Linked DNA regions of Homo sapiens: region 1 is linked to region 2. The links are chromatin loops, found by intact Hi-C in ENCODE. Cell type or tissue: chondrocyte. All regions are shown on one strand. Links, peaks and the distances in the headings refer to the core of each region. The heading gives the core; the rest is flanking DNA. Region 1 overlaps CNTNAP2 (contactin associated protein 2). Region 2 holds the start of LOC124901768 (a long non-coding RNA gene).

Region 1 (15,274 bases), core at 4,257-6,756, 680 kb before region 2:
AAAGCCGGGCACGGTGGCTCATGCTTGTAATCCCAGCACTTTGGAAGGCTGAGGCAGGTGGATCGCCTCAGGTCAGGAGTTTCAGACCAGCCTAGTCAACACGGCAAAACCCCGTCTCTACTAAAAATACAAAAATTAGCCAGGCAAGATGGCGGGAGCCTGTAATCTCAGCTACTTGGGAGGCTGAGGCAGGAGAATCGCTTGAACCTAGGAGACGGAAGTTGCAGTGAGCAGAGATCACACCACTGGACTCCAGCCTGGGCAACAGAGGGAGACTCCATCTCAAAAAAAAAAGAAAAAAGAAAAGGAAAAGCAATAAAAGTAAAAGAAGACCAAGTCCACCTTCTTCTGTGGAGCCATTTATTCATGGGATATTTAGTCAGTGTCTCCTAGGGGCTAGTGCCATCCACCCTGGGGGAGCGTGAGGGACAGGAGAGGGACCTGCAGCGATTAAGCCACCGGTTCTACCCATTCCCTCTTTACTTTCCTGCGCTAGCCAGTAGAGATTAGGAAATATGTGGGAATTATTATTTATTTACAGCTTAGAATTTTGTAGTTCTTTTAGAGTCATTATTGAAGAGAATGATTAATATAATACATTTCTTTAAAAAGGAGCTAGAGAAAATGGGGTAGATTAAACTGCCTGCAACTTCTCTCAAGGAAAGTCCCCGATGGCAGCTTATCGCCTTGTGATTTATCTCTACCTCCTAAGAGTAGAATGCAGCAAAATTGATAAATGAACAAATGGCAAATAGTTAATTGAAATTTCTGGTCAGTTGCCTTTGCGTTTTACTATAAGGACAGAAGCAGCAGGAAAGCACTGATGAGAAAGCTCATTGAAGTGATAGGTGAGAAATAATATTTAAACTGAAGAGAAGAAATTATGTCCTGTTTTTCATATCCTAAAGAACATATAGCGTAGTCTTAATGTCCAGAATCTTCTCAAGGCTGAAGGAAATCTATTTTAAAAGAATTCACTCAGGGAGTTCTAGTTCAAGGCTGGCTTCTCATTCTTTTTTAATTGCATTGACTTTCATTCTTAGACATTTATTGGGCTTTATTATTATTATTGCCTTATAGAATCATAGGAGGCCCTAAGAAATAATTTGTTGAAACTTTGTCACATTACAGCTGAGGAAAATGAGGCCCAGAAAGGTTAAATGAAGCCAAGGTCACATAGCTGGTACTTCACAACGTTTCCTTTTTTTTTTTTTTTTTTTGAGACGGAGTCTCACTCTGTCACCAGGTTGGAGTGCAATGGCGTGATCTCAGCTCACTGCAACCTCCACCTCCCGGGTTCAAGCAATTCTCCTGTGAGTAGCTGAGACTACAGGCTCACACCACCACACCCGGCTAATTTTTGTATTTTTAGTAGAGACAGGGTTTTACCACATGAGCCAGGATGGTCTCGATCTCCTGACCTCATGATCCACCCACCTCGGCCTCCTAAAGTTCTGGGATTACAGTCATAAGCCACCACACCCAGCCTTCAACGATATTTTCAATATAATATACTGTCAATATCAGAATAATCTTTGCTTATCACCCAAATGTGTCTTTAACAAGGACAATAAATAATTAATACATCATAACCTGCAAACATACTCTCAATATCTAGATAAAACAGCTGCAAAGGCAAATCTTGTCATAAGTGTAGGCTGGAAGAGGATATTTTGAACATTGAGGGTCAGGCTCAATACAGGCTCTGTGTCAGAACACCTGCAATTCCAGTTGCCTCACCTGCTCGAGGAGCTTTAACAGGTTTCTTACAAATCTCAGCTTCAGTTTTCTTAACCGTGAAATGAGAATGATAGTAGTGCCAATATCATAAGCTTTGTTAGGAAGATGAAAGATGCTATCATGAATGTAAAGGGCTTATCACACAGCCTGGCACACAGTGAGTGTCCAGTACGTCTTAGGCAGTATCATTACATCTAATCTTTGACTTTTAGCTAATACAAATAAAGAATGGCTGACTCCAATCCTGGGTCACTCATAAAAAGAACACTCAAACAATGAAAAACTGAAAAAAACTTTTGATTGAAAACCAATTGGTATCATCATCTTTCCATGGTTTCCAAAATTAAATTATTTTTAATTAACAAAAGCAACCCCCACCAAAAAAAATCATTTATTGTTAAAATGTGATGAGAGATCAGAAGTTCTGTTTTAATCACATTTTTAGTATTTGGTTAAAGAAGATTGTCAAAACACTTATTTCTGTCCCAAATCTTCAACTCACCTGTCTTTGACACACAACATACTTTTGCATACCCAATTGTTTTGAAATAAACAAACATTTGAAAGCCAAAATTCTAGGCTGGGCTCGGTAGCTCACACCTGTAATCCCAGCACTTTGGGAGGCCAAGGCAGGTGGATCACCTGAGGTCAGGAGTTCGAGACCAGCCTGGCCAACATGGTGAAATCCCATCTCTACTTTAAAAAACTACAAAAATTAGCCAGGTATGGTGGCAGGCACCTGTAAGCTCAGCTACTTGGGAGGCTGAGGCAGGAGAATTGCTTAAACCCAGGAGGTGGAGTTGCAGTGAGCCACCAAGATCATGCCATTGCACTCCAGCCTGGGCAACAAAAGCAACTCTGTCTCAAAAAAAAAAAAAAAAAAAGAAAGAAAGAAAGAAAGAAAGAAAGAAAGAAAGAAAGAAAGAAAGAAAGGAAGGAAGGAAGGAAAGAAAGAAAGAATTCTTATTATTATAACATTCCAAAGTATTCCAGAAGGCATGGAAAATTTTTGAATTTCTTATTTATATACAGTTGATCATTATTATTATACATTTCATATTTACAAATTCACCTACTCTCTAAAATTTATTTAGAACCTCAAAAGTAGTATTCTTGGTGCTTTTGTGGTTATTTGCAGACATGTGCTGTGCAGCAAACAATTTGTCATCAATGTGTACATTCTCATTTGAAGTCAAACAAGGTGATGCCCTTGCCTTCTAGTTTCAGCTCTTATACCATAAACAAGTATCATTTTTGTAGTCTATTCAGTGCCATTTTTTTTGCATTCTTGTGTTTTTATTGGTGATTTTACTGTATAAAATGGCCCCTAAGTGGAGTGCTGAAATGCTATCTATTGCTCCTAAGCACAAGACGCTGCGATCTGTCCTGTGGAGAAAATACATCTGTTAGATGAGCTGTCTTTAGGCATGACTGATTGTGCTGGCAGCCATGAGCTCAATGTTAATAAATCAACAACATTTATTTCAAAACTGAATATTAAATAAGATACACACATAAAGCAAGGTAATGTATTGGTTGGTTGATAAAATGTTATGACCAGATGCTTGCAGGAACCTAACCCTGTATTTACTTTAGGAACAATGTTTTAGTATTCACTAATTGAGTGTTAGCAGCAACTGTATGAAACATAGCTACTGCAAATAGTGACAATTGACTGAATTATTTTTAACCTGCATCACATGAATATGATGATACATTATGTTTTTATATTATTTTGCAGTTTAAACAGCTCTTCCACAGCTATTATCACACATGATGTTCATGGAGCGTTACAGTTTGGCTGTGTCCCCACCCAAATCTCATCTTGAATTGTAGCTCCCATAATTCCCACTTGTTGTGGGAGGGACCCGATGGGAGATAATTGAATCATGGGGGGGTTTCCCCCATACTGTTCTCATGGTAGTGAAGAAGTCTCATGAGATCTGATGGTTTTATAAGGGGTTTCCCTTTCAGTTGGCTCTCATTCTCTCTTGCCTGCTGCCATGTAAGATGTGCCTTTCACCTTCTGCCATGATTATGAGGCCTCCCCAGCCATGTGGAACTGTGAGTCCATTAAACCTCTTTTTCTCTGTAAATTACCCAGTCTCAGGTACGTCTTTATCAGCAAAGTGAAAACAGACTAATACATGGAGGTAAGAGGAGAGTGGTTACTGCTCAGCACACTAGATTAACAAGTCCAACTAAGGCTACCCAGGTAGAGCCTGGTCTTCTCCTTCTGGTTTGTGAAATCTCATGGTGCTTCCTATAGCATAAAGACTGGCTGTCACTCAACACCACTGCATCTTAAGGTCCGTGGAAGGGGAACATAACATGTTTCGAAGAAAAAGGTCTGGGCTACAAAGACCCTTTATGTAATCTTGCTAACGACCTGGAATTTAAACTTTGGAGAGCTTGAAGGTTAACAAATTGGAATAAAAAGAAATCAAGTCACTCCTTGTTTGAATGCTCTGAAGAACAAAACAGAAAAACACAATGAAATGGTAACAGAAGAAGCAGATTTGGCCCAATAAGTCTATGCTTTGAATGTTCCTCCGGCACTAACATGGCCACATTTGGGAAGACTGGCATCCCCACAGACTTTTCTGTAGCACTTTGAAGGAAGAATAGAGCAGTTGTAGAAAAACAAATGTTTGCATGAAAGAATTATTCACCTCTTAAAAATCTATAGGGTGTGAATAATCCTGCTATAAAAAGCATTAAATGTTTATAACAGATATTTAATGGGACTGTTATGTTTTTTGGCAGCAAGCATGGCTAGATTTTGAATGTCACAGCTCTGTGCTCTGGTGATAAGACAGACTCTGTGGTCTAAGTAAGAATTATTTTCCTGCTTTTAAATGTAGCTGTTAAAAAACAATAAAGTGTATTTATCTAAGGAAGATAATCTTCTAAAAGAAGTGTTTAATAATTTTTAATTCACAATTTATACTACTTCTCCAAGGTAAATTCATTTTCCAACTGTTACTCCATCTTTATTGACTGGGAGGAATTAGCATTCAAAATACAAACTCAGAGGTTAAAGCAAAGCCATACACAGAAGTGAGCCTTATTCCATTGTCTTTTATCACGGGTGCCAGATTTATTTAACAGACTGTCTTTCAGTCTCACTTACAGTAACTAGACAGGTACTATGGAGGACAGTGTATGTTGAATGCCTTCCAAGTGTGAAACACCTGCCTGGCACTACATTATCACTAATTCTAACCTTGCAAGTAAGTGCCTACTTAAATCTGCACTTGACATGTGAGGAAAGAGGCTCTGAAGTTTTAAAGTGACATGTGCCAAGTCATATAGCTAGTAAGTGGTAGAACCATGATTCCAGGGTGGGTCTTTCTGTGCTTGTTGGTTTATTTACTGTCTGTGTTTGTTTTATGAAAGAGAAAAGACCCTGAGAGATAGGCATAGTACAGGTGACCCTTGAACAACAGGAGAATTAGGGGTGCTGACCCCCTATGCAGTCAAAATTTTGCATACAACTTTTGGCTTTTCAGAAACTTACTGCCAATAGCTTACTGTTGACCAGAAGCCTTACTGATAACATGAACAGTTGATAAAGACATATTTTGTATATGTATTATATACTGTATTCTTATAATAAATTAAGCTAGAGAAAAGAAAACATTATTAGGAAAATCATAGGAAAGATAAAATACATTTATTATTCCTTAAATGGAAGTGGAACATCATAAAGGTCTTCATCCTCATCTTCTTCACATTGAGTAGGCTGAGGAGGAGGAAGAGGGGTTAGTCTTACTGTCTCAGGGTTGGCAGAGGCAGGAGAAAATCTACATATAAGTAGACTCATGCAGTTTAAAACCATATTGTTCAAGGGTCAACTGTGTATTTATTTGATGCTTCAGAAAGGGGACCATGTCAATTCCTGATAAGGTTCTCTCCTCTTTCCTTTTCCTCCATCTCTCTGTGTCGATCCTAGTGCTCTCATCGGCTTTTAACCAGTAGAGGTCTCCAAACTGTCTTGTGGCAGCCTGGGCTCCCTATACACAGAAAGACCTGGCTTCAAAATTCTGGTTAATATGGGAAGTGCATTAGGAAGTAGAAAGGAAAGAAAAGTCAAACAATAAGGAAAGGATTAATATAAATCATAAATTAATTTTGTGGGCCTAATTACTATTTTTTAAAACACTGTAAGTTTTAGTAGATTTTCTTACTCTAAGTTATAGAAGTCAAACCCTAAAACACGTTAAAAAAAATCTTTTTGTTATTTCTTAACTATTACGGTTATTTTATCAAAATTAATTAATATCAAATTAATGATAATACAAAGGAAGTCACATTATTAATTAAACAAAGTGACTTAGCCTTGCAAATAAAACACTATCGTGTGGATTAATAGTTTGAAGGTTTAACTTTACAGCCTTTTCAATTGACTGTAATTTAGAGCATTTTTAGGTTCACAGAAAAATGGAGCAAAAAGTACAGAGAGTTTCCATATACTCCCTCACCCCTCCCCACGTTATACATAGTTTCTCTTCTTATTAACATCTTTCTACGTCATGTTTTTGGTGTTACATACTTGCCACACATAGTACCCTAATAATCTCTTGGGCCGTACATTCTCTGGGTTTGGACAAATGTGTAATGACACAGATCCACCATTACAGTATCATAGAGAGTGGTTCCCCTGCCCTAAAAGTCCTCTGTCTCCACCTGTTCATCCCTCCCTCCCCTCTGCTCCTTGCCCGGTCCCCAGGCAACTACTGATCTTTTTCCTGCCTCTATAGCTTTGCCTTTTCCAGAATGTCATATAATTGGAATCATACAATATGTACCCTTTTCAGATTAGCTTCTTTCACTTTGTAAAATACATCTAAGTTTCCTTCAGGTCATGGCTTGATAGATCATTTCTTTTGATTGATAAATAATATTTCAGCCTTATTTTTGTAAGGAAAAAATCAAATCAAGAAACTAAAGTTTGAACAGCCACTATAGAAAAAAAGGCAAAAGTCAATAAACAAAAACAATTGTTCAGCTTCGCTCATAATTGTATACACCTCCCAGCTCTTGGACTAGGTAACATCAGTGGCCAGCAAGATGCCACCGATTGAGTGATTGTTTTTATTTCATGCCATGTGACCCATTGGCCCTCCTTTTCCTGACACATTTATAATCATCTTAATCCCAAAGCAACTGTTTTTAACAAATATGCATATATCCTCTGATTTTCTGTTGCTATAACAGAATACCCAAGAGTGGGTAATTTATAAAGAAAATGACTTTATTTCATTCATGCTTCTGGAGGCTGGGAAGTCCAAGGTCCAGGGGCCACTTCTGGTGAGGACTTTCTTGCTGTGTCATGGCATGGTGGAGGGCATCACATGGTGAGAAGGCAAGACCAGGTCAACTCAGGTCTCTCTTCCTCTTTCTTTCTTTCTTTTTTTCTTTTTTTTTTTTTGAATTGGAGTTTCACTCTTGTTGCCCAGGCTGGAGTGCAATGGCATGATGTTGGCTCACTGCAACCTCCACCTCCCGGGTTCAATTGATTCTCCTACTTCAGCCTCCGGAGTAGCTGGGATTACAGGCACGTGCCACCACGCCCAGCTAATTTTTGTATTTTTACTAGAGATGGGGTTTCACCATGTTGGCCAGGATGGTCTCAATCTCTTGACTTCGTGATCGGCCCGCCTTGGCCCCCCAAAGTGCGGGGATTACAGGCGTGAGCCACCGCGCCCAACCTTTTTTTTTTTCTTTTCTTTTTTTTTTTTAAAGACAGTCTCACACTGTCGCCCGGGCTGGAGTGCAATGGCACAATCTTGGCTCACTGCAAGCTCCGCCTCCCAGCTTCAAGTGATTCTCCTGCCTCAGCCTCCCAAGTAGCTGGGATTACAGGCGCCCACCACCATGCCCAGCTACTTTTTTGTATTTTTAGTAGAGGCGGGGTTTCACTATGTTGGCCAAGCTGGTCTCAAACTCCTGACTTCGTGATCTGCCCGCCTCATCCTCCCAAAGTGCTGGGATTAAAGGCATGAGCCACCGCGCCCCGCCTCTCTTCCTCTTTCTTTAAAGCCACCAGCCCCATCATAGGGACCCACCGCGATGACCTTATCTAATTCTAATTACCTCCCAAAGGCCCCACCTCCAAATACCATCAACATATGAATTTAGAGATTAAGTGTCCAACACATGAAATTTGGGGGACACATTCAAACCATAGCATCTTCTTTAAGATAATGTAAAACTATTAAATTAAATAATAGAGTAGAAATCACACTAATAATTTGTGGGTCTATTCAGATTATATATTACCTAATAATTTTTACCTATTTTTTGAAAATTGTTCCAATCATTCCCCCTGCTTCCTTTTCAAAAGAGTCAAACATAGCCAGTTAATTTAAGGTATCTGCAAAACCTTTCCACCAAGACTTTTATGGTACAGAGAAGTGACTCATAAGCCACAATTCAATTAAATTTAGCAAATATTTCTTGGACAACAACTACATGCTTGAGGTTGGCATGGGGACCTGTTTTTAAACCTCCTGTTCATTCTACTTTGACTTTTTAATTACAACAGATTAAAATATCTTATTCAGCAAAAAAAAAAAAAAAAAAAAAAAAAGAGAGAAAAACCCACTTTGTATATTGAATTTTTGAATACACAAGAGAAGTGCAACTCAGGGTGGTGGGATTCCTACCTAGCAGGCCTGTCTCCCTTTGATTACCCCAATATTCCAAAGGTGCAGGTTTTGTGCACCAGGCACTCTAATAGGACCCTATCAGCTCAGCGCTCTCAGAAATTTCAGTTGTCTCCCAGCCCCTAGAAAGTCACAATAGCTCCAGGGTTGTGCTTAACGGGCCATAGTGGGAGGATTTGGAAAGGAGAAGGTGAATCTTTTCTGTGAAAAGCAGGTGGAGGAAACTGAAGAGTGGGGAGAAGAGAGGTGGATGCTGACCTGAATTGTGTTTTCAGGAGCAGGAAGAGTGTGCTCTCTGCTTAAGAGATGACCTGAATGGCAAGACTACATGTCACTCGGATGGTACACAGATACTGTCTTGATGGGAGTTTTCGGAACAGATTTGTCCTCCCAGGGTGAAATAGCAGAGAGATTTGAGGCAGCCCTCAACTAGAGTATGACCAATAAACACCAACTTACTTGGTTTTTTTCATTCCTTTTTCCCTGTGTCCAAGAAGCAAAATGATAATGTAAATGAATACACACACACTCACACTCACACACACACACACACACACCCCATGTTGGGGAGGCGGGTAAAGGAACAGAATTGCTCTCAGCAAACACTGGTGGCATCAAAATAGCCAATCATGCTGATGGCTGCCACACAGCTCATGGAAGCCTTCCACAGGCCAGCTCTCTTGCTGTTGGCTGGCTGGACTTCCCAGCTCAGTCCCTCACCTCTTTACAGGACAAGGCACACCAGAAACCAAGGCTGTTGGGGGAGGCAGCAACAGAGACCAGACGTTCCCTCTGCACACACATGATGTCATCAATAGAAACTCTGCTGATGATGAACCCACTTTCACACAAACCTTTTAAAGCCTGAGTTATTTTTTGCAATGACAAAAATAACAAACCACATTTTTTTAAATAGCTTCCTTAATAATAATGGAAATTCAGGTGACATTAATGAAAATTGTAGCACATGTTCAAATCAGAATCTATGTTCAGTGTTATATGCAGAATATAAAGGGATTTCTTTTCTCAATTGATAGAAAAGGGAAGTCATATTTAAGTAGTCACGGTATCCTAGATTTTTAATATAGCAACATAATTGAATAATATTTTGATGTATCTGGTTTTAGTATTTAAGGTGATAAAATATTAAATTTAAGCTTAAAATTAAAAATAGAGGAAAAAGAAAAACAAATTGAACTGAAGTGAAAATGTTTCTTGTTTTTTAAAAAATCATTGTACATAACAGTTTTCACCTTCACTTTTAGAAATCAAAGCACAACCCTCTATCACATGGTAAAGAGAGTCAGCCATACGGAAAACCAAGCTGATTGTTCTATTCCTGTGCAAATTCTAACCCTAAAATATTTCTCTATAATGCTTTAAGAAAGAAAGTAAATCTGGAAAACATTTTTTATCATTTTGAAAGCTGCCTTTGTTTTGATTCTCATTGTGAAGGTCAAGGATAGGAGAATTTCCAGAGATGGGAATTTATCTTCACTTTATGCTATCATTTCAGAATGAATAGTGATCAGGTTCTAAATAATGCATTCCACAGGTGTGAGCAACCACCCTATCACTTTCTATCTTCATGTGGCTGGTGCCTACAACACTAAATTTCTGCGGCAGATTCATTAAGGTAGTTGTTCATTCCCTGTCGTAATTAGACCTCCCATTTCAGCCTTTTATGTCAAATCCATCACTCACCCTGGCACTCAGGCTCACCTCTTTACAAAGCCCTTCCCTGGTGCTATTCTGGCTCTAAACACAGGTGATAAATGTGTCAGCATGGGGCACATTCCTGTCCCTGAGGACCATCAATCGTTAAGTACAGAGAGCTTTTTCCAGCAGCCTTCTAAGATTTATACCCATGAGGATATTATTTTTGTGGCTGCATGAAGGAGAATTATTACTTGAAATGGGTTTTGTGAAAGGATGGTTTTGGTGTTGCTTTGGCACCATTTTAAGCTTCTTTTCACAAAATTGACCGGCGCAAGTCAGAATTTATACTTCTATGAATGTAGATCTTCACCATCTGATGGTGCTGAGTCCTACAGAGAAGAGGATTTGAGACTTTCCAGTTTTTAGAGATCTCTACGATGTGCAAGAATCTAGATATTCAGAGGCCGTACTGACTTCAATCACATGGTAAATTAGTATATGAGAGTTCGCAGTAATAAAAGAAGTATGTAAGTGATCAGCATGTGTTTTAGTCAGGGTTCTCTAGAGGGACAGAACTAATGGAATATATATATAATATATATATATATAAAATATGGAATTTATTATTAAGTAATAACTCACACGATCACAAGGTCCCACAATAGACCATCTGCAGGCTGAAGAGCAAGGAGAGACAGTCCGAGTTCCAAAACTGAAGAACTTGGAGTCCAATGTTCCAGGGCAGGAAGCATCCAGCACAAGAGAAAGATGTAGGCTGGGAGGCTAGGCCAAGTCTCCCTCTTCACATTTTTCTGCCTGCTTGTATTCTAGCCGTGCTGGCAGCTGATTAGATGGTGCCCACCCAGATTAAGGGTAGGTCTGCCTTTCCCAGCCCACTGACTCAAATGGTAATCTCCTTTGGCAACACCCTCACAGATACACCCAGGACCAATACTTTGCATCCTTCAGTCCAATCAAGTTGACAGTTAGTATTAACCCTCACAGCATGGGAGGTAATGCGTATGTTAAATAGTTTCATTTAGCCATTTCACAAGGTATACAGATTCCAAAACGTCATGTTGTATACCACAAATATATGAAATTTCTACTTGTCAATTTTTGAAAAAAAATGTTTAAAAGAAGTGTGTAAATAACTTCTTACTTTAGATATAAAATCTTAAGGGCCAGGAAAAGGGCACCAAAATCCAGCCTTTGACATCTCAGAAGAAGCGATGATTAATTTCATTTCATTCTGTTGGTTTCCATGGAGTGGTGCTGGGTGGTGAGGCAAACACAGCAGCAGGAATGTTAACATTTCATATTTTAGCCCTAGGAGTAAAGAAAAAAAACATGTCCCAGATCAGCACTAGCTAGAACCAGGAAACCCCAAAAGCAAAGGTTTTTTTGTTTTGTTTTGTTTTGTTCTGTTTTTTGTAAAAGACAGGTTTTCACAAAGGAAGTTTTCCAAATTCTATGTATAAGAGAGTTGAGAAGGAAGATTTTTCTCTCTTCTTGCCCAGGAGGACAAAGGGAAGAGTACCACATTAAGCCATTCAGGTAAAGTGAAGCTTATTGAACGCTGTGGATTAGGATAAAACTAATAGAGTTTTCATTTTTAAGCCAGTTCAGATATTCAGATTAATTATGGACGTAATGTAGAAAATACCAATTTCTGCAAGTTCTACATTTCATGTGAAATCCCAAAGAGGTTAAAGCTGATGGGTTTTAACTGATGAAAACACGTGCCTCTGATTAAAAATGTTTGTAGTGATGAAAACAAAGCATGCTAGAGTTACAGTGTGTAGCATGCTGAAGCCACCAGCAGAGCTTAGGGGACAAAAACAACTGTTTCCTAAGAGAAAAAGAGGCTGAGTATCTTAAGCCTGGGGAAGGGAAAAGACAGTAGTTAGCAAGCTCAGGTTAGCCACTGGTATTACTCTACCTTTCATGAGACTCTTCACTGGGGAGGTTGGGGAGATTCGGTCTCACCTAAAGGAGAGATGGCTCGTGAACCCAAGGATGCTGCAGGGACCCTGGCCACCACTTGCAGCCCAAACACTAGAATGAGGACCAGAGAACACAATCTAGCTGCTTCCCATCCATCCCCTCCACCCCAACATCTGGTCTCAGCAACTTCCTCTGCCCTACACTGGGATGCCCTCCTTAGTTGATCTGAACCATGCAGCAGATGAAACATGTTGGCCTGACAAGTAGCAGATGGCTATAATTGCCTGAGCCATCTACACCGGCAAATTTTTCTTCTTTATTTGCATATGAGTAAAATTTTTCCCAGTGTTAAATTATGGTGTGAGTAGAGATTTTTTGAGGGAGCACAGCGCAGTTGTATAGACATCGTGATTGACAAAAAATAAATAAAATAAAATAAAATAAATGACCAAAATCTGCTAAATGAATTTGAATTAAATTGTTCTAATGCTTTCTTTTTCTTTGTAACTCTTCACCACCACCTCAATACATGCATTCCTGGACATTCACGCATACACTCACACAAACACAAGCATGGTATTTTTTGTGTGTGAGACACTGAAGGTAGCATGAAATAGCAACCAAAAAATCTGCAGTATTAAAGTTAGATATGACTTGGTTTGACTTGCAAATCAACTGCCTCACTAGTAAGATGACTTCTGGTATATGGATATGTCTCTCAGTTTTACAGGCTTGTTTTCGGATTAATGGTAATAGATGTAAAGAATTGGGCACGGTAAGTCAATAGTCAAAGCTATTCAACAAATTGAGGACAAACAAGGAAATGGGTTAGGAATTGGTCTGTAGCCAGTCTCAGAAATGTTGTATTAACCTTTGGGATATAATCCCCCAAAATTAAAGTATAGTGATTCATCCAAAAGTACAAAGTGTTACTAGCAAGATGGATGAGGATTTCCATCTAACATTTTTCATCTTCTTATCCCTGACACATTATTAAAACACCTAGATTTTGGTAAAAGAGGAGAAGTCATGTCTTGGACAGGATTGAAGGTTGTGTCAACATTCCCTATGCTTTCAAGTTTCAGCTTTAGAATCCAAAACCCCCGGGCACAGTGGCTCACATCTGTAATCCCAGCACTTTGGGAGGTCGAGGCAGGCACATCACTTGAGGTCAGGAGTTCAAGACAAGCCTAGCCAACATGGTGAAACCTCATTTCTACTAAAAATATGGAAATTAGCCAGTCATGGTGGCGCATTACTATAATCGCAGCTACTCGGGAGGCTGAGGCAGGAGAACCGCTTGAACCCGGGAGGCAGAGGCTGCAATAAGCCGAGATTGCATTGCACCACTGCATTCCAGCCTGGGCAGCAGAGCGAGGCTCCATCTCAAAAAAAAAAAAAAAAAAAAAAAAAAAAGAATCTAAACCCTTTGGTTCACAGATGGAAGGAAAAAGCAGGCGGTGTTTCCTATTCTATGTGTATGCCATGCCTCGAGCCCTGAACAGGCTACTCATCTGTGGCCAATATTATATTATAACCTCTCCATTCTCAGAAGGCACGCTGGCACCCATCTCTGCAAGAAAGGCATCAAATTGTCTGTAAGTCACAGAAATGTTATTGTATTGTCCTTTATTCATTCATTCAGAATATACTCTCTAAGCATCTATGTAATTAAACATTACTAAGCTTACATATAATTAACCTCGAAATAATAACTAAGCATTGTTAGTTTTATGTACGGCTAACTTAAGAAATAAACTCACTTTCTAGTTATCAGTTTTGGAAAACAAAAGAGCTCTATAACAATTTTGAATTAATCAAAAATTGGAGAATTCTGTGCAAACCTATAATCCTTCCCTCTTTAGGGTGAAGGAGCAACGCTTTGTGTTACTTAAAGACACACTTTGCCATTGTGATTAACTATAATAACTTTTAAAATAATCAAAAAATCAGTCCACTTTCTTGTCTATTTGTGTATTGATCACTAAAATTATTGTACCTAGTATGATCAACTTTGTATATTACTGTATTTCATTAAAGCAGCTAACTTCTCTTGTCCAGACATAAGAGAACACTAGAAGACAAAAAACAAAAAACTTTTATGAATCTCTTTTCCTTACGAACACTAATTTTATACCATTTTAACATACTTGAGGTGGCAAAAATAAACATATATATATTATATCATCCAAAAGTATTTGCATATTTTATTAATCTATTGCCATTCTAAGAATTCAGGGTAAGTTAAAATTGTGTTACCAACCAGCATTTATTTTGCATCTGTTTCACTCTTGAAATTGTCTAGGTTTCAAAGATTATTAACTAATTAACTTCACCATTTGTCTAAGGTCTTAAAGTTAGTTAAGGATCGAGAAATCACAATTTTTGCAAACATAATGAATCCTGACACCCAGCACTTAAAAATTTTACAAAACTTAATTCTTTTAAAAATCCATTACCTTTTCATTTAATTGACTATAATTATATGTATGTATGTGTATACATTTTAAACAAGTTATAAAATTTGTGATGATCCACTTATAAAAACAATGTAGGAAATTTAGGAACTTAAATGATAAGAAATTTATCATTGGTCTCGTACAAACCAAAGTATTATTCTGATATTATTTTTATATGATAAATGAAATTGTAAAGACCCTAAGTCGTGCTCAAGGCTCTTCTTCTATCTTGAACTAAGGTTTTCTTCTTATCTTGTAACTATAGTAACAAGGGCTACAAAAGAAGCACAGCTTAATATTTTTCCTTTTAGACATTTTTGACTACTAATATGGTACAGATATTCCTAATGTGCACTCATAATGATAGAGTGAATATTTTAATCAATTTTTTTTTTTTTTGAGACGGAGTCTCGCTCTGTCGCCCAGGCGGGAGTGCTGTGGCGCAGTCTCGGCTCACTGCAAGCTCCGCCTCCCGGGTTCACCCCATTCTCCTGCCTCAGCCTCCCGAGTAGCTGGGACTACCGGTGCCCGCCACCGCGCCTGGCTAATTTTTTGTATTTTTAGTAGAGACAGGGTTTCACCGTGTTAGCCAGGATGGTCTCCATCTCCTGACCTCGTGATCCATCCGCCTCGGCCTCCCAAAGTGCTGGGATTCCAGACATGAGCCAACGCGCCCGGCCTCAATTAATTTTTAAAGCTTCCCAAAAGAGGATAAAAGAGGAGGAAAGGAATAGAAAAAAAAGCAGTGATAGGGACCCACCTTCAGACACTTAAGACATTATCGCTGTAAAAAGCAAG
Region 2 (15,274 bases), core at 4,892-7,391:
CTCGGCCTCCCCCATTGTGCTACTCTTAGTCCTTAATTTTAAATCTATATAACTTTCTATCTCTCAAATAGCTAGGTAAAAATATAATTCATACATCTCCTATTGTTGGCTATTTAATCTGGGAGACTATGGATTTCAATGACTGGGGTGAGGGGTAATTTTGGAGGCAGGAGCACTGCTTCCCAAGGGGTACAGAAAAGGATAAAAGGGCCGGGCCCAGTAGCTCACGCCTGTAATCCCAGCACTTTGGAAGGCCGAGGTAGGCAGATCATTTGAGGTCAGGAGTTTGAGCCCAGCCTGATCAACATGGTGAAACCCCGTCTACTAAAAATACAAAAAAATTAGCAGGGTGTTCTGGCAAGTGCCTGTAATCCCAGCTACTCGGGAGGCTGAGACAGCAGAATTGCTCGAATCTGGGTGGTGGAGGTTGCAGTGAGCTGAGATTGCACCCCTGCATTCCAGCCTGGGCAAAAGAGGGAGGCTCTGTCTCAAAAAAAAAAAAAAAAAAAAAAGGAGAGAGAGAGAAAAGGATGAAAGAAGACAACAAACTTATGGTATTTTGCAGTTAGCCACACCAGATTTTTTTTTAATCATGTGTGTTTGTGTGTGTGTGTGTGTGTGTGTGAGACAGATCTTGCTCTGTCACCCAGGCTGGAGTGTAGAGGTGCAATCATAGCTCACTGCAGCCTCGACCTCCCTGGGCTCAGGTGATTCTCCCACGTCAGTGTCTGGAGTAGCTGGGACCCCAGGCACACACCAGGCCAGGCTAATTTTTAAATTTTGTATAGAGATGGGGTCTTAATATGTTGCCCAGGCTGGTACACCAGATTTTCTTTATCTGGGGTTTACGGTCAGGTTTGGGGGAGGTGGTCCATGAACCACACCCTAAAACCACACACAAGATGTCTGTACATATGTGAATGTGTATGATTTTGTACACATAGACACAAAACTTTCATCAGAATCCCAAAGAGTTTAATGATGTTTTTAAGTTTGTGATGATTTATTTTGTTGTTGTTTTAAACTTTTATTTTAGATTCGGGGGTACATGTGAAGGTTTGTTACACAGATGAACTCATGTCACAGGGGCTTGTGGTACGGATTATTTCATCACCCAGGTATTAAGCCCAGTACCTAACAGTTGTCTTTTCTGCTCCTCCTGCCTCCCCCTCCACCCTCAAGCAGATCCCAGTGTCTGCTGTTCCCTTCTTTGTGTTCATGAGTTCTCATCATTTAGCTCCCAATTATAAGTGAGAGTATGCGGTATTTGGTTTTCTGTTCCTGTGTGAGTTTGCTAAGGATAATAGACTCCAGCTCCATCCGTGTTCCTGCAAAAGACATGATCTTGTTTTTTTTTTTATGGCTGTGAGTTTAATGATTTTAAAAATATTTTTAAAACTACTGGTTTTGAGAGAAAAATGTCAAAGGGCGAGGCCCCTATAGTCTCTATGCTACGAGATACATCTGATAGACAGCTTTTGGGAACCTCATGCTGGCGTGTGCCCTGGGGCCTCTTCTTGGGAGAGATGAAAGCTCAGAGATCTTTAGGGAACCCGGATAGGGTTTGGCTGAGGCTGTAGAAAGATGTGGTGTGAAGTCAAGAGGGAAGGTCGTGGGCCTAGGCGGCTTAAAGATGCATCGTTTAGAACCACAACCTTGATGAACAAAACCGCTGCCTTCTGGGTGCCTGTAGTCCCAGCTGCTTGGGAGGCTTAGGTAGGAGAATCGCTTGAACCTGGGAGGCGGAGGTTGCAGTGAGCCAAGATCACACCACTGCACTCCAGCCTGGGGCATAGAGAGAGACTCAGTCTCAAAAGAAAAAAAAAGCCGGGCACAGTGGCTGACGCCTGTACTCCCAGCACTTTGGGAGGCTGAAGAGGGCAGGCACTTGAGGTCAGGAGTTGAAGACCAGCCTGGCCAACATGGTGAAACCCTGAGTCTACTAAAAATGCAAGAATTAGCCAGGCATGGTGGTGGGCGCCTGTAATCCCAGCTACTTGGGAGGCTGAGGCAGGAGAATCGCTTAAACCTGGGAGGCAGAGGCTGCAGTGAGCCGAGATTGCACCACTGCACTCCAGCCTGGGCGACAGAGTGAGACTCCACCTCAAAAAACAAACAAACAAAAAACGCTGCCTTCCTTGGTTCACCTGGAGCCTCAGTCCCCTCCTGGGTTACTCAGGTGGACACAGGTGACTCTTTTCCCCTGTTGTCCTGGTTTCAGTCAGAGATCTGAGGGCCAGGGATGGGCCTGCCCATGATCCCTAAGCCCCGTGCAGCTGTATCCCCTGTGCGACCCGGTAGTACCTCCCAGAGCCCTGTGACCGCCTTTCGTTATCACTTTCTGGAGCGTCAGGCCTCAAGGGCAGGCCTCAGAAAACAGAATTTCTCTGGCCTTCTGCCCTCCTTTCGCCTGCCCCAAGGCAGGACTCCAATCTTCCCTCACCTTTCCTGTTTTTTTTCTGGTACTTTTTTTCTTTGCTCCCTCCCGTTCCCTCAGCTTTATGACTGTGGGTCATGAGACTCTCTCATTCCAGACTGAGGGAAGGCATGCTGACATCAGGAGGCTTCCATAAAAACCCAAGAGGGCTGGGCATGGTGGCTTATGCCTATAATCCCAACACTTTGGGAGGCCAAGGCAGGTGGATCACCTGAGGTCAGGAGTTCAAGACCAGCCTGGGCAACATGGTGAAATACCGTCTCTACTAAAAATACAAAAATTAGCCAGGCATGATGGGCATGAATATCTGGGACTACAGGCGTGTACCAGGCTGGTCTGGAACTCCTGGGCTCAAGTGATCCTCCTACCTCGGCCTCCCAAAGTGCTGGGATTGTAAGTGTGAGCCACTGTGCCTGGCCTCCTTATGCTTTTTAGAGGAAACATGTTTATATCCCATGCACAGAGGTTTGTAAAGGGAGATATCATGTCAGAGAGCTGCTTAGCAGAGCTGACTGAAAAAGCTTTTGTGCATTTTGTGGACCTGTTGTGTCCACAGACAGGTTCCCCTAAAATAATCATTTCCCTCCCCTTCCTTGCCAACAGGGGCTCTAGTTATAATCGGTATGGATGGGAGAGACAGCAGCATGGACAGAGGCCTCTGGGCCAAAGAGAGTAACTCACTGGGGAACTACAGACAGTTCTGGGGTCCGGCTGGAGGGCAGAGGGTCATGACAGAGGCCTGGGTGGAGGCAGGCTGCACAGCTGAGCCTGTGGAAGACAGGAGCCGGAGAAACAAGGAACTTTAACATCCTTTGAAGGCAGCAGGAAGCCATGAAATGTTTTCCAGCATGTTTTGAAGAAAAGTACAAGTTAACTTATGGAAAGTATTTACCTATGACCCCTATGGCCAAATGGCCCAAATTCCTTAAAAAAATGATGATTTTTCCAGGTAGACCAAAGCAAGACTGTGGGGTCTTTGCATTCACTTCCTTTCTGTCTGCCCTCAGGTTCTCAGCAGCACCCAGCTCCAGCCCCAAGGCCTCTCCTGGATGCGCCTCTAGGACCTTGAGCTCAGTGTCTGTTCAACCCCTCACTGAACTCAGTTCTCCACCTCGGCCATTTGAGATGCTTAGTGAAATCCAAGGATGACTTTAATAGTTATTCACACAATATTTCCTTTAAATAAACTTGTTTTAATTAGTTACTTCTTTTTCATTTCTTTTTTTCTTCACCCCTGAGTAGAGATTTATTTCTTCTTATCCATATTGAAGTTTAATTTGTATACAATAAAATGTACCCGTTTTAATTATTCAGTTCAATGACTTTTGGCAAATGTATATGCACATGAAACCACAATCAACTTTTTTGGCCAGGCACGGTGGCTCATGCCTGTAATCCCAGCACTTTGGGAGGCTGAGGTGGGCAGATCACCTGAGGTCAGGAGTTTGAGACCAGCCTGGACAATATGGTGAAACCCTGTCTCTACTAAAAATTACAAAAATTAGCTGGGCGTGGTGGTGCCCACCTGTAATCCCAGCTACTTGGGAGCCTGAGGCATGAGAATTGCTTGAACCTGGGAGGCGGAGGTTGCAGTGAGCCAAGATCATGCCACTGTACTCCAGCCTGGGAGACAGAGCAAGAGCAAGACTCCGTCTCAAAAAAAAAAAAAAAAAAAAAAGCAGCTTAACAAATGGGAGGTGTTAAAGACATATTATCGTCAAACTAAGATTGTTCTTCCTTGAAGAACTTTACTAACTTTACATCCAGTGCTAGCTAAAATTCCTCATACCCCACCAGTGATCCAGCCGTCCATATCTCACACTTTCTATACTCTCTCTAATGGCTCGGAATCTGTTGAGCTGTGTGTCATAGGAAACCCAGTAACAGTGGCTTAAACTCATGCAGATTTAGTGTCCTCTTGTTGCAGAAAGTATGGAGGTGGGCCGTGTCCAGAACTGGAGCAGTGCCCCACCTGTCATCAATGCACCAAGACTTTTTTTTCTTTCTCTTAGGCCTTCCTAAGTGAGGGCTTTTGTTCTCGTGGTCTCAGGATGGCTCTCCAGCCCCACACCCCCAAACCTCATTCCAGGGCAGAGGAAGGAATGCAAGTGTGTCTTCTTTCTCTTCTCTGCTCCTTTTTTATTATTTCAGTCTAATTTTAATGGTTCCAAAAGGAATTGAGGCAATTGCTGGTGGGCAGCCTACCATGTTAAACAGAAGTTGATTATTTATGTTTTAACAAGAGATGTGGCTGGGCGCAGTGGCTCACGCCTGTAATCCCAGCACTTTGGGAGGCCGAGGTGGGCAGATCATGAGGTCAGGAGATTGAGACCATCCTGGCTAACACGGTGAAAACCCGTCTCTACTAAAAACAAAAAATTAGCCAGGCGTGGTGGCAGATGCCTGTAGTCCCAGCTACTCCAGAGGCTGAGGCAGGAGAATGGCGTGAACCCGGGAGGCAGAGCAGCTGGCCAGCCCTCCAGGAAATCTCAGCTAGTCTACTTTGGAAAGTTGTCCTAATCACTGCTGGAGCAATCACCAAGTTGAGGGTAGGGACTGTGTCTTTTCTGTATTCTTCACTCTCTCTCCGGAAGCCTCAGCCCTTCACATCTCTAAGCCCAGGTCCCAGAACAATTATAATTCTCATTCCAATTACTTTAAAAAAATTCCTGGGATTAGCTGAGCTCAATACATATGAAGGTGGGGAATGTTATGCCTTAGAAAGTAACATTTCCAGCCAGGCGCGGTGGCTCATGCCTGTAATCCCAGCACTTTGAGAGGCCGAGGAGAGTGGATCATTTGAGGTCAGGAGTTCGAGATCAGCCTGGAAAACACAGTGAAACCCCGTCTCTACTAAAAATACAAAAATTAGACGGGCATGGTGACATGTGCCTGTAGTCCCAGCTATTTGAGAGACTGAGGCAGGAGAATGGCTTGAACCTAGGAGGAGGTTGCAGTGAGCCGAGATCAGGCCACTGCACTCCAGCCTGGGCAACAGGGCAAGACTCCATCTCAAAAAAAAAAAAAAGAAAGAAAAGAAAGAAAGAAAGTGACATTTCCTAAGCATTCAAGTTAATCATAATCTTGAACATACATTTTCTTCTGTCAGTTGAAACCTTCCAATTATTATTAAAACTAATGGCAAAAACCACAATTACTTTTGCACCAACCTAATACTTTAACATTTGGTATGTTAAAATATGAATGACTTAAAACAGGAAAATTGAGATTTGATAGGCAAAGATAATAATAGTTAAGGTTTATTGATCACTTTCTAATCCTTTTCATTCCTTTTTTTTCTGGTTAATGTGGGATTTCTTACTAAACTCAGTGAGAGTGCTTATATCTAATCATTGAGAGGGATTTGGCTTTCATTGATAAAACCATTGGTAAAAGGCTGTTTTCAGGATTATGGCAACTTCTCAATGCCAGCAGCAACCTGTCTGAAAGGTGAGAGATCTGAGCATATTAAACCTGGCGTACCCATGTGATTTATAGGAACTATTAAGGATTATCAGGAAAAGTCCCAGGAAACAACCAGTGTGAACACAGCGTGTTCGTGGGTGATGTGAATACAGCGTGTTTGTGGGTGATGTGAAAACAGTGTGTTCGTGGGTGAGGAGTTCTCTGGTCCAGGCTCCGTGGGAAAGTGGATGGAAAGTGCATGCTCTGGGCACTGCTGCCATCTGCTGCTGCCTTGATTCAGGAAGGCATTTTGCAGATCACAGGCAGGGAGACGACAAAAAAAAAAACACCAAAGCTCATTTTGTTGACATTAAATGTTCAACGTTTCTATTGCTGGGCATTTGACACAAATATGTTCATTTACTTTTCTTTGATTCATGAATGTCTTCAGGTATTTGCAAAGGACAAGAGGCTTCCATTTGGTAATTTACGTCTATTTCCCATCATGCAACTACATTTATTTTGAATATCAGTTTGCATTAAGCTATTTAAAATTAAAGGAAGATAATCAGATAATGTATGGCTTTTTGCAGTATTATTTTGTAGGGGTCATATAATATCAGACTTTTTGGAGAATTCTTAAAATAACTCATCCTAACTTATTTAGAGTAGCCACTTCAGAGATTTATAAAATGAAAGTGAAAGCAGTTTTTCTGGCTGGTCCGATGGTAGTGGGTTATCAGAACTTATTAACATTAGTGTCACTAAAGTTGGTATACAACCCCCCACTGCTAAATTTGACTGGCTTTTTACCATTTGATTTTGTATTTCAATCAAACAAGCTAACTTTACAAAATATTCATGTTGGGGGGAAAGCATTCTTACATAAATGTCCCCCTCCTTTTCTTTTTAGGGTCTTACTGTGTTGTCCAGGTTGGAGTACAGTAGCACAATCATAGCTCACTGTAGCTCTAAACTCCTGGGCTCAAGCAATCCTCCTACCTTAGCCTCTTGAGTAGCTGGGACTACAGACACATGCCACCATATCCAGTTATTTTTTTTCCTTTTTTGTAGAGGCAGGGTCTCACTATATTGCCCAGGCTGGTCTCCAACTCCTTTGGCTCAAGTTATCCTGCTGCCTTGGCCTCCCAAAGTGCTGGCATTACAGGCGTTAGCCGCTGTGCCCAGCCTGAATGTACTTTTTTTTTTTTTTGAGCCAGAATCTCAGTCTGTTGCCCAGGCTGGAGTGCAGTGGTGCGATCTCGGTTCACTGCAACCTCCACTTCCCAGGTTTAAGCAATTTTCCTGCTTCAGCCTCCCAAGTAGCTGGGACTATAGGTGCGTTTCCTGTCAGCCCAGAGCCTCAGTCGGGGCCGTTGTCCTCAAACAAGGAGGCCCCTGTCCGCCAGCTTTGCGTTTGCACAGAACGGTTAACTTGACAGCGCTGTGTCCCCCAGCCCTCATATTTATTCACAATCCTTGCTGCACTTTATCTCCAGAATAAAAACCAGTCCGATCCAAAACAGACAGTGTTTGTGTCTGTTTCAATTTTCTGCTCAACCGATTCTGTTCGGTGGAGTCTCTCCAAGAAACTTCTCAATTAAGCTTTCATCAACATTGTTTCAGCATCAGAGTTATTTTTTTCCTTTCCTTGTTTGCTTCCGTCTCTACGGAATGGAATGATCAACTTCCTGATGCACCAAAGGGTTAACAACAAAGGCCTCCTGGAAAAGGAAGAAAAGCGGCCACAGAAAGCTGATTCCTGGGCAGCCGCCCTGGGCCTGAGAGGCAGCATCGCCTTGTGCTGCTGGTGAGAGGGTCTCAAGAATGGCTGAGGGTGCGACCCCTGAGCCTTGATGCCTTGGCCACATTTCTCAGTCCTCCCAGTCCTGGCCCCAGGGATCAGGACCACCCCAGCAGCTGTTGTAGCCCAATCATGATCACCACTATTTCTTGTAAAAAAAGATCCCTGAGGCAGTCAGCAGCTCCAAGAACATTTGATTGTCCAAGAAAATGCCGACCCCAAAAGGGGAGGGATTCTGTGTAAGGAAAGGAATGGGGTGGCTTTATCACCATCCTACACCAAATAAGAACGCCTAGGAGGAGGCAGGGATGCCGGCTCGCTGTTTTAGGAGGAAACAGGGAGGGGGACAAGTGTGCCTTTAAAACGATAGTTAGGGTCAGATGCGGTGGCTCACGTCTGTAATCCCAGCACTTCGGGAGGTCAAAGCAGGTGGATAACTTGAGGTCAGGAGTTCGAGACCAGCCTGCCAATGGTGAAACCCTGTCTCTACTAAAAATAGAAAACATTTTTCAGGCATGGTGGTGGGTGCCTGTAATCCCAGCTGCTCTGGAGGCTGAGGCAGGAGACTCGCTTGAACCTGGAAGGCGGAGGTTGCGATGAGCCCACATTGTGCCATTGCACTCCAGCCTAGGTGACAGAATGAGACTCCATCTCAAAAAAAAAAAAAAAGATAGTTGGCCCTCCGCATCTGCAGGTTCCACATTCATGGATTCAACCAACCGCTGACTGAAAATATTAGGGGGAAAAAATAGATAGTTTTGTCTGTTCTGAACATAGACTTTTTCAGGGTCATTATTCATTAAAGAATACAGCATAATAACTATTTCTATATCATGTACATCGTATTAGGTATTATCTAAATCTGTACTTGTAATCTAGAGATGATTTATAAGTATATGGGAGGATGTGCATAGGTTATATGTAAATTCTACATCTTTTTTTTTTTTTGAGACGGAGGTTTTGCTCTTGTCACCCAGGCTGGGAGTACAATGGTGTGATCGCGGCTCACCGCAACCTCCACCTCCTGGATTCAAGTGATTCTCCTGCCTCAGCCTCCTGAGTAGCTGGGATTACAGGCACCCACCACCACACCCGGCTAATTTTTGTATTTTTAGTAGAAACGGTTTCACCATGTTGGCCAGGCTGGTCTCGAACTCCTGACCTTACGTGATCCACCCACCTCAGGCTCCCAAAGTGCTGGGATTACAGGTGTGAGCCACCACGCCCGGCAATTCTACACCATCTTATGAGGGGCTTAAGCAACCATGGATTTTGGGATCCAGCAGGGGTCCTGGAACCACTGCCCACAGATACCGAGGGACGACTGTAGATGACTGTACATACCACATTGCGTTTACTCATTCATGTCCCTCGATGGGTACTTGGTTGCTTCTACCTTATGGCTAATTGTGAACTATGCTGCTATGAACACAGGTGTACACATATCTTCCCTTCTAGTCCCTGCTTTCAAGTCTTTTTTTCTTTTTTCTTTTTTTTTTTTTTTTTTTTTTTGAGACAAGGTCTTGCTCTGTCACCCAGACTAGAATGCAACGGTGCTATCATGGCTCACTGCAACCTCCGCCTCCCAGGTTCAAGTGATTCTCTTGTCTCAGCCTCCGAAGTAGCTGGAACTACAGGCATGTGCCACCATGCCCAGCTAATTTTTGTATTTTTAGTAGATTTGAGGTTTCACCATGTTGGCCAGGCTGGTCTCGAAATCCTGACCTCAAGTGATCCACCCGCTTCGGCCTCCCAAAGTGCTGGGATTACAGGCATGAGCCACCGTGCCCAGCCAAGTTTTAAAATTATTTGCAGACACGGGGGTCTCACTATGTTGCCCAGGCTGGTCTCGAACTCCTGAGCTCAAGCTATGTTCCCACCTCAGTCTCCCAAAGCACTGAGACTACAGGCTTGAGCCACCGTGCCCGGCCAGATTCTTTCGGGTTCACACCCAGAAGTGGAATTGGTGAATCATAAATAAGGTAATGCTAATTTTTTGTTTGTTTGAGACGGAGTCTTGCTCTGTCGCCCAGGCTGGAGTGCAGTGGCACGATCTCGGCTCACTGCAAGCTCCGCCTCCCGGGTTCACGCCATTCTCCTGCCTCAGCCTCCCGAGTAGCTGGGACTACAGGCGCCCGCCACCACGCCTGGCTGATTTTTTGTATTTTTAGTAAAAACGGGGTTTCACCGTGTTAGCCAGGATGGTCTCAATCTCCTGACCTCGTGATCCGCCCACCTCGACCTCCCAAAGTGCTGGCATTACAGGCGTGAGCCACCGCGCCCAGCCGGCAATGCTATTTTTAATTTTTTGAGGAACTGCCAGACTGTTTTCCACAGCGGCTGCACCATTTTCTGTTCCCACCAGCAGAGTGCAAGCGTTCCAATTTCTCCATGTCGATTCATTGTTTTTGGTCATATCTCACAAGTCAGTCAGCCAAGGTGGGTGGGGTCACGGCGTTCCTAAAATATTATACTTAAAAACGAGCGCAATCCTGGCCCTCGGTGTCAACCAGCTGACAGGGCCGAACGACCGCTGGGCCTCTGGCGCCCCCTGCAGGACGCAGACAGGGTGACAAGCGCTGGCTCGAACCTGGACAGCCCATGGGAGATGCTGCTCGGGGCTGGCCTGGTGGTGCCGATACTCGCCTCTCGCAGAGGCTCCAGGCAAGTCCCAGAGAAGGTGAGGCTCCCTGGGAGCCTTCACGCAGGAGAACAAAAGAAAGCCCGGTGTTCCCGCTCCTCACATAAGAAGCATCAGGGTAAGTGTGGGGGGCGCACAGAGAGGCAAAGACACGTAGGGGTTTTTTATATATATAGCAAGACATATATATATATGTCTTGCTGTGTTGCCTAGGCTGGAGTGCAGTGGCGCCATCTCAGCTCACTGCAACCTCCGCCTCCCAAGTTCAAGCAATTCTGCCTCGGCTTCCCTAGTGTGTGGGATTACAGGCACGTGCGCCACCAAGCCCGGCTAATTTTTGTATTTTAAGTAGAGACGGAGTTTCACCATGTTGGCCAGGCTGGTCTGGAACTCCTAACCTCAGGTGATCCGCCCACCTCGGCCTCCCAAAGTGCTGGGATTACAGGCGTGAGCCACTGCGCCCCGCCGGGATGCAAGATATTGATCAATATCAATACCTGTGACAGAAAAGTGGGCTGCAGGGAGAACAAGAGTGGCTCCTTACCCAGTCTGGAGAAAGCAAACTGCAGTATGATTCAGATCCAACAACCAGCGATCCAGGACCCAGCGTTAGAGCAAATCAGGCCTATTGGGCTCAAACTAGTTTTTTGAAAGTTTTTTCAAAGTAAGAGAATAATCGAGCAGACATTTGTTACACTGATGTTCCTAGCACCAGTATCCACAACAGCCACAGGGTGGAAACCCCAAATGCTCCTCTATGGATGAATGGATAAACCAGCTGTGGTGTGTTTCCACATTAGAATACTAGAGTTCTCAAATTCATACACACAGGGAGCAGAATGGTGGTGACCATGGAGCTGGATTGTGGGGGAGAGGAGCTTAGAATGGGAAGTTGTTATTTTTGAGTATGGAGTTTCAGTTTTTGCAAGATGAAAACATTCTGGAGATTGATTATGTACAATGTGAATGCACTTAACACTGAATGTACGGTACACTTAAAATGGCTAAGACGTTAAAATGAGCTTTGTTTTTTTCATGCCATTCTCCCGCCTCAGCCTCCCGAGTAGCTGGGACTACAGGCGCCCGCCACCAAGCCCGGCTAATTTTTTGTATTTTTAGTAGAGATGCGGTTTCACCGTGTTAGCCAGGATGGTCTTGATCTCCTGATCTCCTGATCCGCGCAACTCGGCCTCCCAAAGTGCTGGGATTACAAGCGTGAGCCACCATACCCAGCCTTTTTTTTTTTTTTTTTTTTGACAGAGTCTCAATTCTGTCACCCTGGCTGGAGTGTAGTGGTGCAACCTTGGCTCACTGCAGCCTCCACCTCCTGGGTTCAAGCAATTCTCATGCCTCAGCCTCCTGATAGCTGTGATTACAGGCATATGCCACCACACCCAGCTAATTTTTGTCTTTTTTAGTAGAGATGGGGTTTCGTCATGTTGGCCAGGCTGTGCTAGAACTTCTGACCTCAAGTGATCCGCCTGCCTCAGCCTCCCAAAGTGCTGGGATTACGGGCATGTGCCATAGCACCTGCCCTCACCTACATAATTTATGGGCGGTCCACAGCCACCTAGTACAACTCCAGGGCATGAGTCTCAGTCCAGTCTACATTCTAGACTCTGCAGGAATGGTGGCTCCGAGAGTCATGCAGGGCACAGCCCACTTGGTCATCCACGGTGGCACTGTGGCCCTTAGGATAGAGGCCTGATATCGTTTGGATGTCTGCTCCAAATCTCATGTTGAATTGTAATCACCAATGTTGGAGGTGGGGCCTGGTGGGGCGGTGATTGGATCATGGAGGCAGATCCCTCATGGCTCGCTGCTGCCCTCAAGATAGTGAGTGAGTACTCGAAATCTGGTTAACAGTATGGCACCTCCCCCCTACTCTTCCTCCCGCTCCTGTCATGTGACACATCTGTTCCTCTTTCACCTGCTGCCATGATTGGAAGCTTCCTGAGGCCTCCCCAGAAGCAGATGCAGTGCTACGCTTACTCTACAGCCTGCAGAACTGTGAACCACTTAAACCTCTTTTCTTATAAATTACCCAGTCTCCAGTATTTCTTTTTTTTTTTTTTGAGACGGAGTCTCGCTCCGTCGCCCAGGCTGGAGTGCAGTGGCGCCATCTTGGCTCATTGCAAGCTCCGCCTCCCGGGTTCATGCCATTCTCCTGCCTCAGCCTCCCCAGTAGCTGGGACTACAGGCGCCCGCCACCTCGCCCGGCTGATTTTTTTATATTTTTGTATTTTTAGTAGAGACAGTGTTTCACCGTGTTAGCCAGGAGGGTCTCGATCTCCTGACCTCGTGATCCGCCCACCTAGGCCTCCCAAAGTGCTGGCATTACAGGCGTGAGCCACCGCGCCTGGCCAGTATTTCTTTATAGCAACGCAAGAATGGCCTAATACAAGGCCAAAAAGGTCACATTTTCAGCAGGCTTGCCCTGTTCACCAGAGCCAGTGCTTCCCAAATCTGTACAGCAGGAGCCTAAAAAAGCAGAGGCCCAATGCCAAGGATTACATTTTCTATTTTAATCAAAAGATGACTTCCCTATAGTTTAATTTCTTTCTTTTTTTTTGAGACAGAGTCTCACTCTGTCGCCCAGGCTGGAGTGCAGTGGTGCCATCTCGGCTCACTGCAACCTGCGCCTACTGATTTGAAGCAATTCTCCTGTCTCAGCCTCCTGAGTAGCTGGGATTACAAATGCACACCACCATACCCGGCTTTTTTTTTTTTTTTTTTTTTTTTTTTTTTGAGACGGAGTCTCGCTCTGTCCGCCAGGCTGGAGTGCAGTGGTGCGATCTTGGCTCATTGCAAGCTCCACCTCCTGGGTTCACGCCATTCTCCTGCCTCAGCCTCCCGAGTAGCTGGTACTACAGGTGCCCACCACCAACGCCCAGCTAATTTTTTGTATTTTTAATAGAGATGGGGGTCTCACCATGTTAGCCAGGATGGTCTCGATCTCCTGACCGCCTGTCTCGGCCTCCCAAAGAGCTAGGATTACAGGCGTGAGCCACCATGCCCAGCCTAAGTTTTGCATTTTTAGTAGAGACGGGGCCTCACCATGTTGATCAGGCTGGGCTTGAACTCCTGAGCTCAAACAAAATATTTTCTATAATATAATGTACGATGTAATTAGAATTGAATATATTCTAATATATATTTTATTATAAGAAGCAAGATGTAATTACTTTAATTAATCATATAAATAAGCCCACCTTAGTGCTATAAGGAGAGAGTGATCATTTACTTCAAGAGTACATTGTGCATATTCCTGTCCAATAGGTGGAAATCAATAATTACAGCATGAAGCTAATCTTTCCATGAGTTCACTTTAAAAATTCAAATATTGTAATTAGAACATTGCCCAGGCATCCAATTTAGACTTAATGATACTTGCCAGCAGGCTCTGATGTTTTAACTGAGATGATAATTATGCTATAGATGGATTGATGTGGTGATTAACTGCTACATGTGTCACTGCCGATAGCATTACAATTAAAACAACTCCCTTTGCAGCTCACAGCCTCATCACCTGAGGTCACGGGAACTGTTTGTCTCCCATGCTCCAGCAACACCCACTTGCCAAGTTTTTGCTTCCTATGGATATTTATTCACCATCTAATGCAGACCAACTGGCAAGACTCAAGAGAAAGCTGTACACAAGGAAAAGAAAAGAAGATGATAGAGGAAAATAAGATAATAAAGGAAAGAAGTATTCGTGGCGGCAAACGTAGGATGTGGGTATATTCACAGATGTGAGTGTTGTCGTGACAAAGGAAAAGTCAGGCCTGTGGAAGAGAAATACCATTGAAAAACTGTCCTGGTCAAACTTCCACCAAAAAGTACAGTATGGGGAGAGAGAGTAAGTAAAAAGAGCCACTTTACGGCAGAGAAAGCTGACAAACACACCTCAGCCAGGGGAACAAGGTATACATTACCAGGGATAACTCATGTTGGTAATATATATCCAGATTCTCTCTGTGCCTCCCAGGCTGGAGTGCAGTAGCACGATCTCGACTCACTGCCACCTCCACCTCCCGGGTTCAAGCAATTCTCCTGCCTCAGCCTCCCAAGTAGCTGGGATTACATGTGCACCACCACGCCCGGTTAATTTAATTTTTTTTGTATTTTTATTTTTCATTTTTTCAAGACTGAATCTCTCTCTGTGGCCCAGGCTGGAGTGCAGTGGTGCGATCTCCGCTGTCTGCAACCTCCACCTCCCAGGTTCAAGCGATTCTCCTGCTTCAGCTTCCTGAGTAGCTGGGATTACAGGCGGGTGCCACCACACCTGGCTAATTTTTGTATTTTTAGTAGAGATGGGGTTTCACCATGTTGGCCAGGCTGGTCTCCAGCTCCTGGCCCCATGTGATCCTCCAGCCTTGGCCTCTGAAAGTGCTAGGATTACAGGCGTGAGCCACAGTGTGTTTTTTGATTGTTTTGTTTTGTTTTCTGAGACAGTGTCTTGCTCCCAGGCTGGGGGTGCAGTGGAGTGGTGTGATTATGGCTCACTGCAGCCTCTACCTCCTGGGCTCAAACAATTCTCCCACCTCAGCTAACAAATAGCTGGGACAACAAGCGTGTGCCTCCACAATCAGCTAATTTTTTTTTTATGGTTTTGTGGAGATAAATTCTTGCCATGTTGCCTGGGTTGGTCTCAGACTCCTGGGCTCAAGTGATCCTCCTGCCTCAGGCCTCCCAAAGTGCTGGGATTATAGGCGTGAGCCACTGCGCCTGGCCCTCAGGTTAATTTTGATTGCATTGTGTAACTAGGTGGTCCCTGACTCCAGTGGCCCCCCCAAAACTTAACCCCTCACCTCTTCTATATCAATTTTCCCCACCATCTGAAAACATGCACCCATCTTAACCGTCTTGAAAAACGACGATTCCAGCTGGGCGCGGTGGCTCACGCCTTTAATCGCGGCACTATGGGAGGCTAAGGTGGGCGGATTGCTTGAGGTCAGGAGTTTGAGACCAGCCTGGCCAACGTAGT

Evidence for each region. Hi-C counts contacts between places; a loop is a spot of excess contacts. Peaks named below come from ENCODE experiments on the same cell type or tissue, not always from the same donor. Only the 100,000 strongest peaks of a DNase experiment are listed, where the experiment ranks them.
Region 1: a loop joins it to region 2, with 5 times the contacts of the local background. A loop is called at or near these places in 3 of 110 quality-filtered maps.

What each region holds. Positions count from the first base shown.
Region 1 is chr7:148,280,635-148,295,908 of GRCh38, forward strand. All of the region lies in intron 21 of CNTNAP2 (contactin associated protein 2), which reads left to right. Among named protein-coding and RNA genes, the nearest start is that of C7orf33, 300 kb to the right of the region's middle. RefSeq lists an enhancer at 9,893-10,447. In chondrocyte, for the core only: CTCF peaks have their summits at 5,735 (motif pointing right) and 5,935; no DNase peak of the experiment used is centred there.
Region 2 is chr7:148,956,758-148,972,031 of GRCh38, forward strand. LOC124901768 (a long non-coding RNA gene) reads left to right here and starts at 10,277. Exons shown (of 2, transcript XR_007060580.1): 1 at 10,277-10,405; 2 at 13,801-14,013. It also overlaps RNY4. RefSeq lists enhancers at 7,238-7,739, 7,740-8,239, 10,321-10,370. In chondrocyte, for the core only: a CTCF peak has its summit at 6,145 (motif pointing left); no DNase peak of the experiment used is centred there.